Regions from separate parts of the Homo sapiens genome. Here all the other regions are linked to region 1. A link is an interaction called in ENCODE POLR2A ChIA-PET data of the cell type or tissue named here. Cell type or tissue: MCF 10A. All regions are shown on one strand.

Evidence for each region. ChIA-PET counts read pairs that join two places held together with the same protein. Peaks named below come from ENCODE experiments on the same cell type or tissue, not always from the same donor. Only the 100,000 strongest peaks of a DNase experiment are listed, where the experiment ranks them.
Region 2: POLR2A ChIA-PET joins it to region 1 with 5 read pairs; 2 of 35 experiments call an interaction of 5 or more read pairs at or near these places.
Region 3: POLR2A ChIA-PET joins it to region 1 with 5 read pairs; 3 of 35 experiments call an interaction of 5 or more read pairs at or near these places.

The regions. Positions count from the first base shown.
Region 1 is chr1:178,217,575-178,222,574 of GRCh38, forward strand. All of the region lies in intron 1 of RASAL2 (RAS protein activator like 2), which reads left to right. Among named protein-coding and RNA genes, the nearest start is that of RASAL2, 130 kb to the left of the region's middle. In MCF 10A, no CTCF peak of the experiment used is centred here; a DNase peak (open chromatin) is centred at 2,717.
Region 2 is chr1:178,294,953-178,299,952 of GRCh38, forward strand. The region is part of intron 2 of RASAL2 (RAS protein activator like 2); the gene reads left to right. Among named protein-coding and RNA genes, the nearest start is that of CLEC20A, 200 kb to the right of the region's middle. In MCF 10A, no CTCF peak of the experiment used is centred here; no DNase peak of the experiment used is centred here.
Region 3 is chr1:178,148,257-178,153,256 of GRCh38, forward strand. All of the region lies in intron 1 of RASAL2 (RAS protein activator like 2), which reads left to right. Among named protein-coding and RNA genes, the nearest start is that of RASAL2, 57 kb to the left of the region's middle. In MCF 10A, no CTCF peak of the experiment used is centred here; no DNase peak of the experiment used is centred here.

The DNA.
Region 1 (5,000 bases):
ATAAAGTGAGTCACATGAATTTTTTTGTTTCTCAGTCCATATAAAAGTTGTGCATTATGTCTAAAAAATCACATACCTGAATTTAAAATTTTTTTATTGCTAAAAACTGCTAATGATCATCTGAGCCTTCAGAGAGTTGTAATCTTTTTGTTGAAGAGTCTTGCCTCAATACTGATGACTGCTAGCTGCTCAGGGTGCTGGTTGCTGAACATGGGGATGGCTGTGGCAATTTCTTAAAAGAAGACGACAATGAAGTTGCCCCATTGATCAACTTTTCCTTTCATGAAAGATTTCTCTTTAGTATGCAGTACTGTTTGATAGCATTGTACCCACAGAATTTCTTTCCAAACTGGAGTCAATCCCTTCAAATTCTTCCACTGCTATATCAACTAAGTTTATGTAATAAACTTCTATCTCAAGATGGAATAAACTTCCATCTCAAGAAGCCGCTTTCTTTGCTTATCCATAAGAAGCAACTCCTCACCCATTCAAGTTTTGAGATCACAGAAATTCAGTCACATCTTCAGGCTCCACTCCTAATTCCTATTCTCTTGCTATTTCTAACACATCTGCATTACATCCTTCACTGAAGTCTTAAACCTTTCAAAGTCATCAATGAAAGTTGGAATCAGCTTCTTCCAGATACCTGTTAATGTTGATATTATGGATGTCATGTTAGGAGGGATGAAAACAACATTAATCTACTTGTGTATCTCTATCAGAGCTCTTGGGGTAACTAAGTGCATTGTCAATGAGCAGTAATATTTTTAAAGGAATCTTTTTTTCTGAGCAATAGGTCTCAACAGTGGGGCTTAATATAGTCAGTATGCGGCCAGGTGCAGTGGCTCATGCCTGTAATCCCAGCACTTTGGAAGGCCGAGGCGGGCGGATTACCTGAGGTCAGGAGTTCAAGACCAGCCTGGCCAACATGGTGAAACCCCTTCTCTACTAAAAATACAAAAATTAGCCAGGCATGATGGCATACTCCTGTAATCCCAGCTACTCGAGAGGCTGAGGCAGGAGAATTGCATGAATCCTGGAGGAGGAGGTTGCAATGAGCCAAGATGCGCCATTACACTCCAGCCTGGGCGACAAGAGCGAGACTCCGTCTCAAAAAAAAAATTCAGTTTGCCATGCTTAAAACAGATGTGCTGTCATCCAGGCTTTGTTATTTTAATGATAGAGTGCAGTCAGAGTAGATTTAGCATAATTCATACGGGCCCTAGGATTTTTTGGAATAGAAAATGAGCATTGGCTTCAACTTAAAGTCACCAGCTGTATTAGCCCCTAACAACAGAGTCAGCCTATCCTTTGAAGCTTTTAAGCCAGACACTGACTTCTCTAGCTATGAAAAGTCCTAGATGGCATTTTGTTCCAATAGCAGACTGTTTCATCTATGTTGAAAATCTGTTGTTTAGTGTACAGTGTTCATCAGTGTTCTTAGTGTTCATCAATGGTCTTAGCTAGATCTTCTGGATAACTTGGTACAGCTTCTGCATTAGCACTTGCTGCTTTACCTTGTACTTTTATGTTCTGGAGATGGGTTATTTCTTTAAACCTTATAAACCAACTTCTGCTAGCTTCAAACTTTTCTTCTGTAGCTTCTTTACTTCTCTCAACCTACATAGAATTGAAGAGAGTTAGGGCCTTGCTCTGGATTAGGCTTTGGTTTAAGGAAATATAGCTGGTTTGATCATTTATTCAGACCACTCAAGCTTTATTGTTTTGCTTTCTTATATTTCATGTGATGCCTGGAGAGTAGCACTTTTAATTTCCTTCAAGAACTTTTCAGGCCAGGTGTGGTGGCTCACACCTGTAATCCCAGCACTTTGGGAGGCTGAGGCTGGTGGATCGCTTGAGCTCTGGGTTTGAGACCAGCCTGGGCAACAAACCCTATTTCTACAAAAAGTAGAAAAATTAGCCAGGCTTGGTGGTGCACGCACATAGTCCCCTCTACTCAGGAGGCTGCGGTGGGAGCATCGTTGGTCAAGGCTGCAGTGAGCTGTGATCGCGCCATAGCACTCTAGCCTAAGTGACAGAGTGAGACTCTGCCTCAGGAAAAAAAAAAAAAAAGAAAGAAAGAAAGAAAGAAAAATAATTTTTCCATTTAATTCACAACCTGGCTGTTTGGTGTAAGAGGCCTATCTTAGCTTTTGTTTTGCCTTCCTCACTAAGCTTAATCATTTCTAGCTTTTGATTTAAAGTGAGATATGTGACTCTTCCTTTCACCTGAACACTTAAATGCCATTGTAGGGTGATATGGTTTGGATGTTTCATCCCCTCCAAATCTTGTGTTAAAATGTGACCTCCAATGTTGGAGGTGAGGCCTAGTGGGAGGTGTCTGACTAATAGGGGCGGGTGGATCCCTCGTGAATGGCTGGTACCCTCCTCTCAGTAATGAGTGAGTTCTTGCTCTGAGTTCACACGAGATATTGTTGTTTAAAAGAGTGTGGTATGTCCTCTCCTCTCTTTAACTCTCTCTCTCTCACCATGTGATATGCCTGCTCCCCCTTTGCCTTCCACCATGATTGTAAGCTTCCTGAGGCTGTCACCAGAAGCAAAACAGATGCTGTGCCATGCCTGTATAGGCTGCAGATCCTTGAGCTGAACAGACCTCTTTTTTAAATAAATTACTCAACCTGAGGTATTCCTTTATAGAGACACAAAGTAGACTAACATATAGGATGACTAATTGTCCTAATTTCCACATCATCATGTCTCAGCAAATAGGGAGGCCCAAGGGGAAGAAAAGAGGCAAGGAATGGCCAGTTGATGGAGCAGTCAGAACACATAAGGGTTTATTGGTTATGTTTGCTATCTTACGTAGGTTTGTGGTGCCCCCAAACAATTACAGTAGTAACATCAAAGATTATTTATCATAGATTACCATAATAGATACAATAGTAATGAAAAATTTGAAGTAATGTGAGAATTACTACGGGTGATACAGAGATACAAAGCGAGCACATGCTGCTGGAAGAATGGTGCCAACAGACCTGATTGACACAGGGTTGCCACAAACCTTAATTTTATAAAAAATGCAATATCTGCAAAGTGCTAAAAAAATGAGATATGCCTGTAGTTGGAATCATACAGTATGTAGCCTTTTCAGATTGGCTTCTTTAACTTAGTAATATGTATTTAAGGTTCTTCCATGTCTTTTCATAGCTTGATGGCTCATTTCTTTTTAGCACTGAATAATATTCAGTTGTCTGGATGTACCAAGGTTTATTTAGCCATTTGTCTACTGAAAGACATGTTGGTTGCTTCCAAGTTTTGGCAATTATGAATAAAGTTGCTATAAACATTCATGTGGAGGTTTTTGTGTGGACATAAGCTTTCAGCTCATTTGGGTAAACACCAAAGAGTACGATTGCTGAATTGTACGTTAAGAGTATGTTTAGTTTTTAAAGAAACTGCCAAATCGTCTTTTAAAGTAGCTGTACCATTTTTGTGTTCCCACCAGCAGTGCATGAGAGTTCCTGTTGCTTCACACCCTTGCCAGCATTTGGTGGTTTTAGTGTTTAGGATTGTTGCCATTTTAATAGGTTTGTAATGATATGTCGTTGTTTGAACTTGTGATTGATTCCCTAGTGAAATACTTTGTGGAGCATCTTTTCATATGCTTATTTACCATTTGTATGTCTTGTTTGGTTAGGAGGCTGTTGAGATTTTTGCCCATTTTTAATTGATTTCATTGATTTCTCCTCTAATTTTGTTTATTCTACTTACGTTGTATTTAATTTGCTTTTGTTTTTCTAGTATCCTAAGGTAGAAGCTTCAGTTATTGATTTTAGACCTTCTTTTTTTAAGATATGCATTTCAATGTTATAGACTTCCCTATAAGTACAGTTTTCACTGCATCCCACAAATTCTGATAAGTTATATCATCATTTTTACTTAGTTTGCAATATATTTAAATTTCTCTTGAGATTTCTTTGATAACATGTACTTGAAAGTGTGTTGCTTTATCTTTATGTGTTTGAGGATTTATCAGCTGTCTTTGTGTTATTGATTTCTAGTTTAATTCTGGTGTAGTCTGAGAGCAGACATGGTATGATTTCTATTTTAAATTTGTTAAGGTGTGTTTTATGACCTAGAATGTGGCCTATCTTGATGAATGTTCCATGTGAGCTTGAGAAGAATGTGTGTTCTGCTGTTGTTGAATGAAGTAGTCTGTAGATGTCAGGTATATTCAGTGAATTGCCGGTGCTGTTGAGATCAACTATATTCTCACCGATTTTCTGCCCACTGGATCTGTCCATTTCTGATAAGAGGGCTGTTAAAATTTCCAACTGTAATACTGGATTCATGTATTTCTCGTTGGCATCTCTTAATTTTTGCTTCCTATCTCTTAATGCTCTGTTGTTAAGTGCATACACATTAAGGATTGTTAAATTTTCTTGGAGAATTGACTCCTTTATCCTTTCTTTACCCCTGATAATTTTTATTTCTCTAGTCTGCTGTGCTGAAGTTAATATAGTGATTCCAGCTTTTGATTTGTGTTAGCACAGTATAGCTTTCTCCATTTACTTTTAATCTATGTGTGTCTTTATATTTAAAATGTATTTCTTGTAGATAACGTATAGTTAGGTTTTGTTTTGTGATTTATTCTAACGGTCTCTATTTTTAAATTGGATTTAGATTATCGATGTGTAAAAGTGATTATTGATATATTTGGATTATTAATATCTACCATATTACTTCCTATTTGTATTCATTGCCTTTGTTCTTTTTTCCTTATATGTCTTCCACCCATTTTCTACATTTTCTGGTTTAATTGAGCATTTTGTTTCACTCCATTTTCTTTTGTTTCTTAGCATGTCAGTTATCTTTTTTTAACTTTTTAAATTGTTTGCTTTTGAGTTTGCAATATACATTTACGATTAATTCAAGTCTAGTTTCAAATAACACTGTATCATTTTACAGATACTGCATGTATCTTATAATAAGAAAATATTCCTAATCTCTCTCTGGAATCCTCAATTTTTGATGCTTAA
Region 2 (5,000 bases), 77 kb after region 1:
TAGTGGTCATGTTGAGCAATGACAGAGATCTGACACTGCCAGTGAGAAATCTGTTTAAAACCTGACTACTCCAGGAATCCAGCTGAGATACCAGAAAGATACCTCAAAGTTGTGGAAATTGAGGTTTATTAAAGCCAAATGATTTATTTATATCTTCACACTTAGTACTGGTAGCCAAGGACTAATAAGTGAATAATTAGAATTGGAGGTACAGAGTATAGATCAGTGGTTCTCAACTTTGCATGTCTAGAATGTCTAGAGTGGTCTAAGCGTTGGCATTTTTTTTCTCCCAAAAAAAAAAAAACAAAAAAAAACCAGGGTACATGTGCAGAATGTTCAGGTTTGTTACATAGGTACACGTGTGCCATGGTGGTTTGCTGCACCTATTGACCTGTCCTCTAAGTTCCCTCTCCTCACCCCTCACCCCCCAGCAGGCCCTGGTGTCTGTTGTTCACCTCTCTGTGTCCATGTGTTCTCATTGTTCAGCTCCCGTTTATGAGTGAGAACAGCATTGGTTTTTTTTTTTTAAAGCTCCCATAGATGATTATAAGTTGCAGCCAAGGTTGAGAATGTCTGTTATACCTGACACTTTGAGATGCTTATCCATGATAGGAAGGAGAGGAAACAACACCTTAAGGCAGTGGTTCGCAACCTTAGTGAGCATCAGAATCAGTCGGAGGCTTGTTAAAACACAGATTGCCAAGCTCTACCCTGAGTTTCTGATGCAGTAGGTCTGGGGTGGGGACTGAGAATGTGGTTTTCTAATAAGTTCCTGGGTTATGCTGTTGCTGCTGGTACCTAGACCGCTTGTTTTGAGAACCAGTGCCTTAAGGAAATAAGAAAGTTGAGGAATTGTTTTTTCTTTAAAGTACTGAAAAATCCTCTTAAGCATATAGTAGTCCTGAGCATCTTTTTAGCATTCTTTAGGAAAAGAAATAAGAAGAGCTTTCTGATGCTAGTTAGCGTAATCTTGATTTCCTGTACTTGACTATCTGTTTAATCTGTATGAGTTTAGATTGAAATCAACATTAATTTCCATATGATTCTAAACAATATGAAAGGCAGTTTTACAGAAAATATGTGTGTATGTGTGTGTGTATATATATGTGTGTGTATATGTATGTGTATATATGTGTGTGTATATATATGTGTATATATGTGTGTATATATATGTGTATATATATGTGTGTGTATATATGTGTATATATATGTGTGTGTGTGTGCATATATATATATATAAATATGTGCCACATTGCTTTTTGATTTTCCTGGATGGTTTGAAATTAACAAAGAGGACAGGGAGCCAGAGCTCTAGTTTGGCTTTGTTATTAACACATCTTAGATACCTGAGATATCTCCTTTTCTACTTTCTTCCTATAAAATGGAATGAAATTAAAGTGCTCGGTTTTGTTTGTTTGTTTTTGAGAGACAGGGTCTCACTCTGTCACCCAGGCTGGAGTACAGTGATGTGTTCATAGCTCATGGCAGCCTTAGATTCCTGTGCTTAAGTGATCCTCTTGCCTCAGCCTCCCGAGTAGCTGGGACTGCAGGTGCATGCCACTACAACTGGCTGATTTTTATTTTTTATTTTTTTAAAGATGGGGGATCTCACGTTGTTGCCCAGGGTCTTGAACTTTTGGCCTCAAGAGATTCTCCCACCTTGACCTCCCAAAGTGCTGCGATTACAGGTGGGAGCCCTACTGCACCTGGCCTTGATTTTTTTTTTTTTTTTTTTTTGAGACAGAGTTTTGCTCTTGTTGCCCAGGCCAGAGTGCAGTGGCACAGTCTCGGCTCACTGCATCCTCCACCTCTCGGGTTCAAGCAGTTCTCCTGCCTCAGCCTCCCAAGTAGCTGGAATTACAGGCATGCCCCACCATGTCCAACTGATTTTTTGTATTTAGTAGATATGGGGTTTCACCATGTTGGTCAGGCTGGTCTTGAACTCCTGAACTCAGGTGATCTACTCACCTCAGCCTCCCAAAGTGCTGGGATTTACAGACATGAGCCACCACACCCAGCCAATTTTTTTTTTTAGTTGAGGCAAAAGAAGATGAGAAGAAGCCCAGTACAGGGCCACAAGGGCAGAGAAGAAAAAAAAACAAAGAAAGAAAATTTACTCTCATGTTATAGAACTTGGAAGATACATAATTTTTATGAGGAATTCAGTATAAACAAGTAAATATGAACTAGTAAAATAAATTACGACAATCACACTGGAGAAAATTGCTCATGTATAGCTGATTCTCTTAGCTATATGCTAAGATTTGTATATTTCAGCTTGGGTCATTTGAAATTACTTGAAATAGGATCTATCCAATTTTAAAGGAGTAGATCAATATCTTTTTAAAAAATATTTTAGCTAAGAAGCAATCTGTAGTGTGGCTCATACCTGTAATCCCAGCACTTTGGGAGGCTGAGGCGGGTGGATCACCTGAGGTCAGGAGTTTGAGACCAGCCTGGCCAACATTGTAAAACCCTGTCTCTACTAAAAATAAAAAAAAAAAATCAGCTGGGCGTGGTGGCGGGCACCTGTAATCCCAGCTACTTGGGAGGCTGAGACAGGAGAATCGCTTGAACTTGGGAGGCGGAGGTTGCAGTGAGCCAAAATCACACCACTGCACTCCAGCCTGAGCAACAAGAGCAAGACTCCATCTCAAAAAAAAAAAAAAAAAAAAACTTAAGAAATGCAATTCAGAATAAAGGTTATATTATGTTCTTTGTATCCTGAATGAGAAGTAAAATGCCCTAACCTTTAAAAGTGAAACTTTGAATACAACCTTTTATCATATTTTAAGTTTTAATACTGGGAAATAAAGAGTCTACATTAAAACTTTGAGAAAATAATTGAGTGAATTTTAGGCCCAAATAAAAAATATTGTATTTATTCTCTCCTTTGATATAGCAGAGACAAAATATGTCCTCATAGAAGACATTCTTACTTTATTTGGATATGGCGTTTATAAATTTGCATAGAAAAAATATTTCCTCCTAAAACACCATAAGAAACTACTACTTTTTTTCTGCATGGTTTAGACCTTTATTATTTAAAATAATAGGCATTTTTAGAACTATTATCAAATAGTTATGTTTATTTAGATTGAACTATTTCTTCAAAGAACCAGACTATTTTTTCCAAATTTACTGTCATTCTTCCCACTTTTAAGGCAGATACAGGATATGTTTCGCCTTTTTTAATAGGAGATAGTCATTTAAACCTATCAGTGATACTCTTTTAATTATTTAAGTAGAGATAATAAAATTTCCATCCTGAAAGGGACAGATGACTTAGATTACTGTTTGTGAAGTTTTATATTACAGAGTACTTTTGGAAGACTTCATGTCTTTATTGATGCTATTTTTTGGCCTCAGCTTATTTTTGTAATTTTACATTTCTTCTGCCCTTCAATTTCTCAATGTGCAAAGAGTAACCATAGTTATGGTAATAAGGAAATGGGAGAATTGGGGGTCCTATAAGGAGTATGAAAATTTGAAGTGCCTATGGAGGCATTAGGAATTTGCTCCTCGGATTCTCAGTAACAGAGAGAGAGTTTTCCTTGCCATCATCTCCTTGACCCAAGTCACAGGAGTTGGATTACGGAAGCAAAGCAGAAGGCATGTACACTTAAGCCTATACCTGTCCTACTTTTGCTGGATCAATTGATGCAATACATGTCCATTATAATCATTTGAAGAAATAAATCATTCATTCCCCATCTCTTAAAAGGAGATAATAATAATGTCTCCCTCATAATGTCACACATATGAACTCATTAGACTTGCACATGTAAGAACTCAGTGTTTCATTATTGAAATATATTGAAAACAGTATTGGAGCCATAATAAATTAGGAGTTATGATTAATTATGACATACTCTGCCAAACTATTTAGGATGTTACAATTCTTAATTCTGATAAAAGCTACTAGTAAAATCTCATTACTGAATACTTAGGATTACCAGAAAAAAAAAACCCCAAAACCAAAAAAAACCCACAACTTTGAACCATCCCATTACTCTACATTGATAACCTGCTTTGTAAGTCTTAAAATAGTTATTAGTATTAGAGATTTTTTTTTACTATTCATAGTTCTCATTCCACTTGATATGCAAATAACCGCTTGATATGTTTCTGAAATTATGTCAGAAAAAATGTTTATTAGGATTATAAAAACACTCTTACCTTTGGAAGAAAATATACCATTTTATGTTGGTATCTATACAAGTTTCCACTGAAAATGTGATTTATTAACTATGTCTAAGTGCTCAACTCTAAAATTGAAGAACATTTGGGTGATCTTACTACCTTTAATGAAATATTTTAAGATAATTTTGAGGCGAAGTCTTTCTGATCAACTTTTATTTCCATTTATTTTATTTAACATTGGACAAAATTGGAGCTTGTGAACCAGTTTCTGATATAGAAAAACATTTTATTTGTGTGGGTGTTTTGTTTTCTGAGCTCCAGGAGCAAGTACGCACCTGGTTATGATTTGTACATACTTCATGTTAGCTAATTTACATGCCCACCTTTCCTGATGTTTCAGTTTTCTTTTTTCTTTTTTTTTGAGATGGAGTCTTGCTGTGTCACCAGGCTGGAGTGCAGTGGTGTGATCTCGGCTCACTGCAACCTCTGCCTCCCAGGTTCAAGCGATTCTCCTGTCTCAGTCTCCCAAGTAGCTGGGACTACAGGTGGGCGCCACCACGCCCAGCTAATTTTTGTATTTTTGTAGAAACAGGGTTTCACCATGTTGGCCAGGATGATCTGGATCTCTTGACCTCGTTATCCACCCACCTCAGCCTCCCAAAGTGCTGGGATTACAGGCGTGAGTCACTGCACCTGGCCCAGTTTTCTTTTTAAAGGAAAGCTTACTGTGAAGGGGTTGGTAATACCTTACCATTGTATATACTTTATTTCTATATTTCTCCTGCCTTACTCTTTGTTACACACTCCTGTCTTCTTTGACTAAAACCATTATTCAATCAGAACGTAGTTATGGTGAG
Region 3 (5,000 bases), 69 kb before region 1:
GCTTGGTAAAGTGCTTTGACTTTCAGTTTTGACCCCTGTGGGGCAAGTTTTATGTATACACTATAAATTGTCTGGAGGAAAGCCATTTAGTTAGCATCTCTTAAATGGTGAATTTAAGCACAGTAATTTTATTAAACGCATAGTCAATAGGCTTAATGTGGTTAATCTATTTCATTCTTATTTATTTATTTATTTATTTATTTATTTTTTGAGATAGGGTCTCACTTTGTCAGCCAGGCTAGAGTGCAGTGGTGTGATCTCGGCCCACTGCAGCTTCAACCTCCTGGGCTCAGGTGATCCTCCTGCCTCAGCTCCTCAAGCAACTGGGACTACAGGTGTGCACCAGCATGCCTGGCTGCTTTGTATTTTTTGTAGAGACAGGATTGCCATGTTGCCCAGGCTAGTCTCAAATTCCCAAGCTCAAGCAATACACTACCTCAGCCTCCCAAAGTGTTAGGATTACAGGCATGAGACACCTCACCCAACCCCTTTACCATTAACTGAATTAGATTTAGAAATTTGGAGAGTTGTCCATGGCTACTCAAAGTTGTTACTGTACACTTATATGAATATCAATATGTAAATACATGGGTTTATTTAGATAATCTTGGAGATTCTCTTTGTAATTTTGTAAACTGTTTTGTTTTACTTTAATTTCCCATCCATCTTCTCTTTCTCCGATCTGGAAAACAAACGACTATGACAGCTGGATTCCTATTCTCATTCTCTCTCTTTCTTCCTCTCTTTTCCCCTTCCCTCCCTTCTTTTTTCCTAAGTATAGATGACAGAAGTATTTTATTAAGGAGGATTGTGCCATATGAATGATCTAAACCCATGTAAAAATACCCTTGTTGAGTTAGATTATTCTAGGACATAAACTGTCTCCAAATTACTCACTAATTTGGGTATTAATGATATGAAAATTAAGCCTTTTAGAGATTCTAAACTTACAGATAATATAAGAAGAGTTTATGTTCTTAGATTTTTGTGTGTATGTGTTTACTCTATAAAAGGGAATGTACTAGGCATTTGTAGGAATTTTAATCTGTTATCTTAAGGAGTATGCCAAAATCTGATTAAGTAAAACATAACAAAGGTAGATTTATTTTTCATTTCTGGCTGTTGTACAAATTGTCAGTATAAAATACTCTAAAATTGTTGTGGATTTAATTCATTTTTTTCTTAACCTCAAAATTTTTGCCAGTACCTCTTTAATCATTGTATTCTTTCTTTCTGCTTGTCATCTCATAATTTTCTGTTATTTGCCTCATAGTAGTTGCTGTCTTTGTCTTTTTCCATATTGTGCATTAATTTTTAATGTACCTTTTTGCCAAACTTTGAGTATCACAGAGTCCACATCTTCTTTGTGAGCCAAATTGGAAGAAAGAATATTCTTTCTTCTTTGTATGAAATCAAAACTGTCCTGTATTCTGTTTAAATATGTTTCCTATCATCTTTCCTTCTACCGCCTTTCTAGATGGAAGGCAGATTTGATCAAATAATGCAGTCTGAATGATTCTTTGTTGTACTTAAAAATAAATTACATTTAACATGCAAATAGGATCACTCTGATACTTAATTATCTGTTGTTTGACCACTGATCCTCCTTCATTAACTAACGGAAACAATTAGACTAGGAATGATTGTTACTGGACCAGATTTAGAAACTGCCACAACCCCCAGTATATAAATTTTGTGAGTTCTATTAGTATTGGTTTCTGCTTTAGATGGTTCAACTTCTACTTTTTCCACTTTTAAAGGTACCATCCTATTTTAGGAGAGTTAGAATTGTAAGTTACTTCCTTGTCAATTCATTAGATAAGCTTGATTATGAAACTTTTCATCTTTTAATAGATTTTCTGTGATGTTTTAATAATTAAAAGCCTTATATTATTGACTGATTAAATTAAGAAATTACAGTATATTGGGCTTAACTGTTAGGTTATTTATTTTTTTGCGACGGAGTCTCACTTTGTCATCCAGGCTGGAGTGCAGCAGCATGATCTCGGTGCACCGCAACCTCCACCTCCTGGGTTCAAGTGATTCTCCCACCTTAGCCTCCCAAGTAGCTGAGATTAGCCCTCACGCCTGGCTAATTTTTTTATTTTTAGTAGAGACAGGGTTTTGCCATGTTGGGCAGGCTGGTCTCAAACTCCTGACCTCAGGTGATCCACCCGCCTTGGCCTCCCAAAGTGCTGGTATTACAGGCGTGATCCACTGCGCTCTTGGCCTGTTAGGTGTTTTTTAAACCAAAATAAGAATCTACTGGTTTTCTCCATAGAAGATAAAATGTTGTCTATTGTTACATTGATGTGGACTTTAGGAATTTAATTCAAGTATTTCAATATAAAAATATTGAACACTTCTAAAACCTGTGGCTTCTGTGGGATTATCTGTTTGTATATTCGTTGGATCCTCATTATTCATCATTATTCATGGATTCTGTGTTTGCAAATTCACCTGCTTGTTAAATTTTATTTTTAACCCCCAAATCAATACTTGTGTTGTTTTTGTGGCTACTTGCAGAGCAGCAAAAATTTGAGTCACCAGTCATTCATCTTCCCAGATGAGGTGGGAAAAAAGCAACACTCTGCCTTATTATTTCAGCTGTTATACTGTAAATAAGCATCCTTTTTGCTATTTAGTGCCATGATTTTTTTCACTTCTTTTGTGCTTTTTCTTGGTGATATGGTTGTTTAAATGGTGCCATATGAAGTGCTGAAGTGTTATCTAGTGTTTGTAAGTGCAAGAAGGCTATGCTCTACCTTCTGGAGAAAATATGAGTGTTGAATAAGCTTTATTTAGACTGTTGACCATGAGTTCAATGTTAATGAATCAACAATATAAAATAAGGTGCTTTAGCAGCCAGGCATGGTGGCTCACGTCTGTAAGTAATCCCAGCACTTTGGGAGGCCGAGGCGGGTGGATCACTTGAGGTCAGGAGTTTGAGAACAACCTGGCCAACATGGTGAAACCCTGTCTCTACTAAAAATACAAAAATTAGCCAGATGTGGTGGCACATGCCTGTGGTCCTAGCTACTCAGAGACTGAGTCAGGAGAATTGCTTGAACCCAGTAAACGGAGGTTGCAGTGAGCCGAGATCGCACCACTTCACTCTAGCCTGCGCAACAGAGTGAGACTCTGTCTCAAAAATAAAATAAAATAAAATAAGGTACTTTAAACAGAAACACACATTAAACAAGATTATGTATTGATCAGTTGATGAAAATGTTGTGACCAGAGGCTTACAGGAACCTAACCTTGTATTTCTCATATTCGCTAAGCGGTTCAGTATTGGCTAATTCGGTGTTTGCAGTGACATGGTAGAACATAACTATTGATAATAACCAGAATTGATTGTATATTGTGGTAGCTCACCTCCAAAATGGCCTCCAATGATCCAAGGCTCCTGGTGTTTACATGCTAGTGTAGTCCCCTTCCACATTGAATTATAGCTGGTTGACTCTGTGTCAGCAATAGAATACAGTGGATGGTGATGATTTGTGCTTTCTGAGGCTGGGTCATGAGAAGAATTACAAACTTCTGCCTTGATACTTGTGTTGTTCTTTCTGGAGGAAGCCAGCTGTTCCACTGTACCCAGAGGACGTCTGTATAGTCCTGTGGAAAGGCCCACCTGGAGAGGAACTTAACATCCTGGCTGAGGTGTAGTAAATTTTATGTTTGGTCTTTGTCTCTGTTCCTGGCACAGAGTTCCTTGAACTCATGGAGTTTCCTGAGTGTTAGGAGAGTGTTTTGTTAGTCATAAGAAGTTCCTTTTGATTACACCTAAATTTATGCTGGTGAGGTGACTTAGAGTGGAGCCACTGAATTGCCTCAGGATATGGCTGGTAACCAGACAGACCATGTGATTAGAGGGTGGAAATTTTCAGTTTCACTCACCAACCTCTGGGGGAAGTAGAGGCTGGAGATTGAGTCCTGTAGGAGCTCTTCCTTAAAACAGCAGTGTTTGGTGAACTTCTGGATTGAACACGTGGAGGTACTGGGAGGGTGGTTCACATGGAGAGGGCATGGGAACTATGTGTCCCTCTTCCCCATCTTAACTTGCCCTACGCATCTCTTTCATTTGACTGTTCTTGGGTTGTATCTCTTATAATAAATCGTAAATATAAGTACAGTGTTTTGTGAGTCATTCTAGCAAATTATTGAATATGAAGAGGTTGTTGTGGAGACCCCTGATTTATAGCTGGTCAGTCAGAAGTATGGGTGGCCCCTCCAGGACTTGAGACTGGTGCCTGGAATTAGCCAAGCGTGGTGGCGGGCACCTGTAGTCCCAGCTACTCGGGAGGCTGAGGCAGGAGAATCACTTGAGCCTGGGAGGCGGAGGTTGCAGTGAGCCGAGATTGGGCCACTGCACTCTAGCCTGGCAACAGAGCTAGACTCTGTCTCAAAAAAACAAAACAAAACAAAACAAAAAAGCCACCTTTTTCGGTAGAAAATTTTATACATACACAAAAGTGGAGAAAATAATTTAATGAGTCCCATGTAACCATTACTCAGCTTCAACAGTGGTCAACTCATGGCCAGTCTTGTTTCGTTTGAACCTGTTTACTTTCCAGTCACACCCTTTCAGATTATGTTGAAGCAAATCTCAGACATTATTTCAGTAAATAATTCAGTATATATCTCTAAAAGATAATCTATATATCATTATTATATCCCTCCAAATTAGTAATCATTTCTTAAAAATAATCTAATATCCAATAGATATTTATTTCCCCTATTGTCTTACAGTTTAATGTATTTGAATGTGATCCAGATAAATTTCATACATTTTGGTAGTTGTTATATTTCTAGATCTCTCTTAATTTATAGATTCTTTCTCTCTCCCAACCCCCTTTTTGTAATGTTTTGTCAAAGAAACAGGGTTGATTATCTTGTATAGTTTCCCATAGTGTAGATTTTGCTGGTTTTATCCTTGTGGTATCATTAATATGTTCCTCTTGCTCCCCTGCATGTTCTCTATGTTTATAGTTAGATCC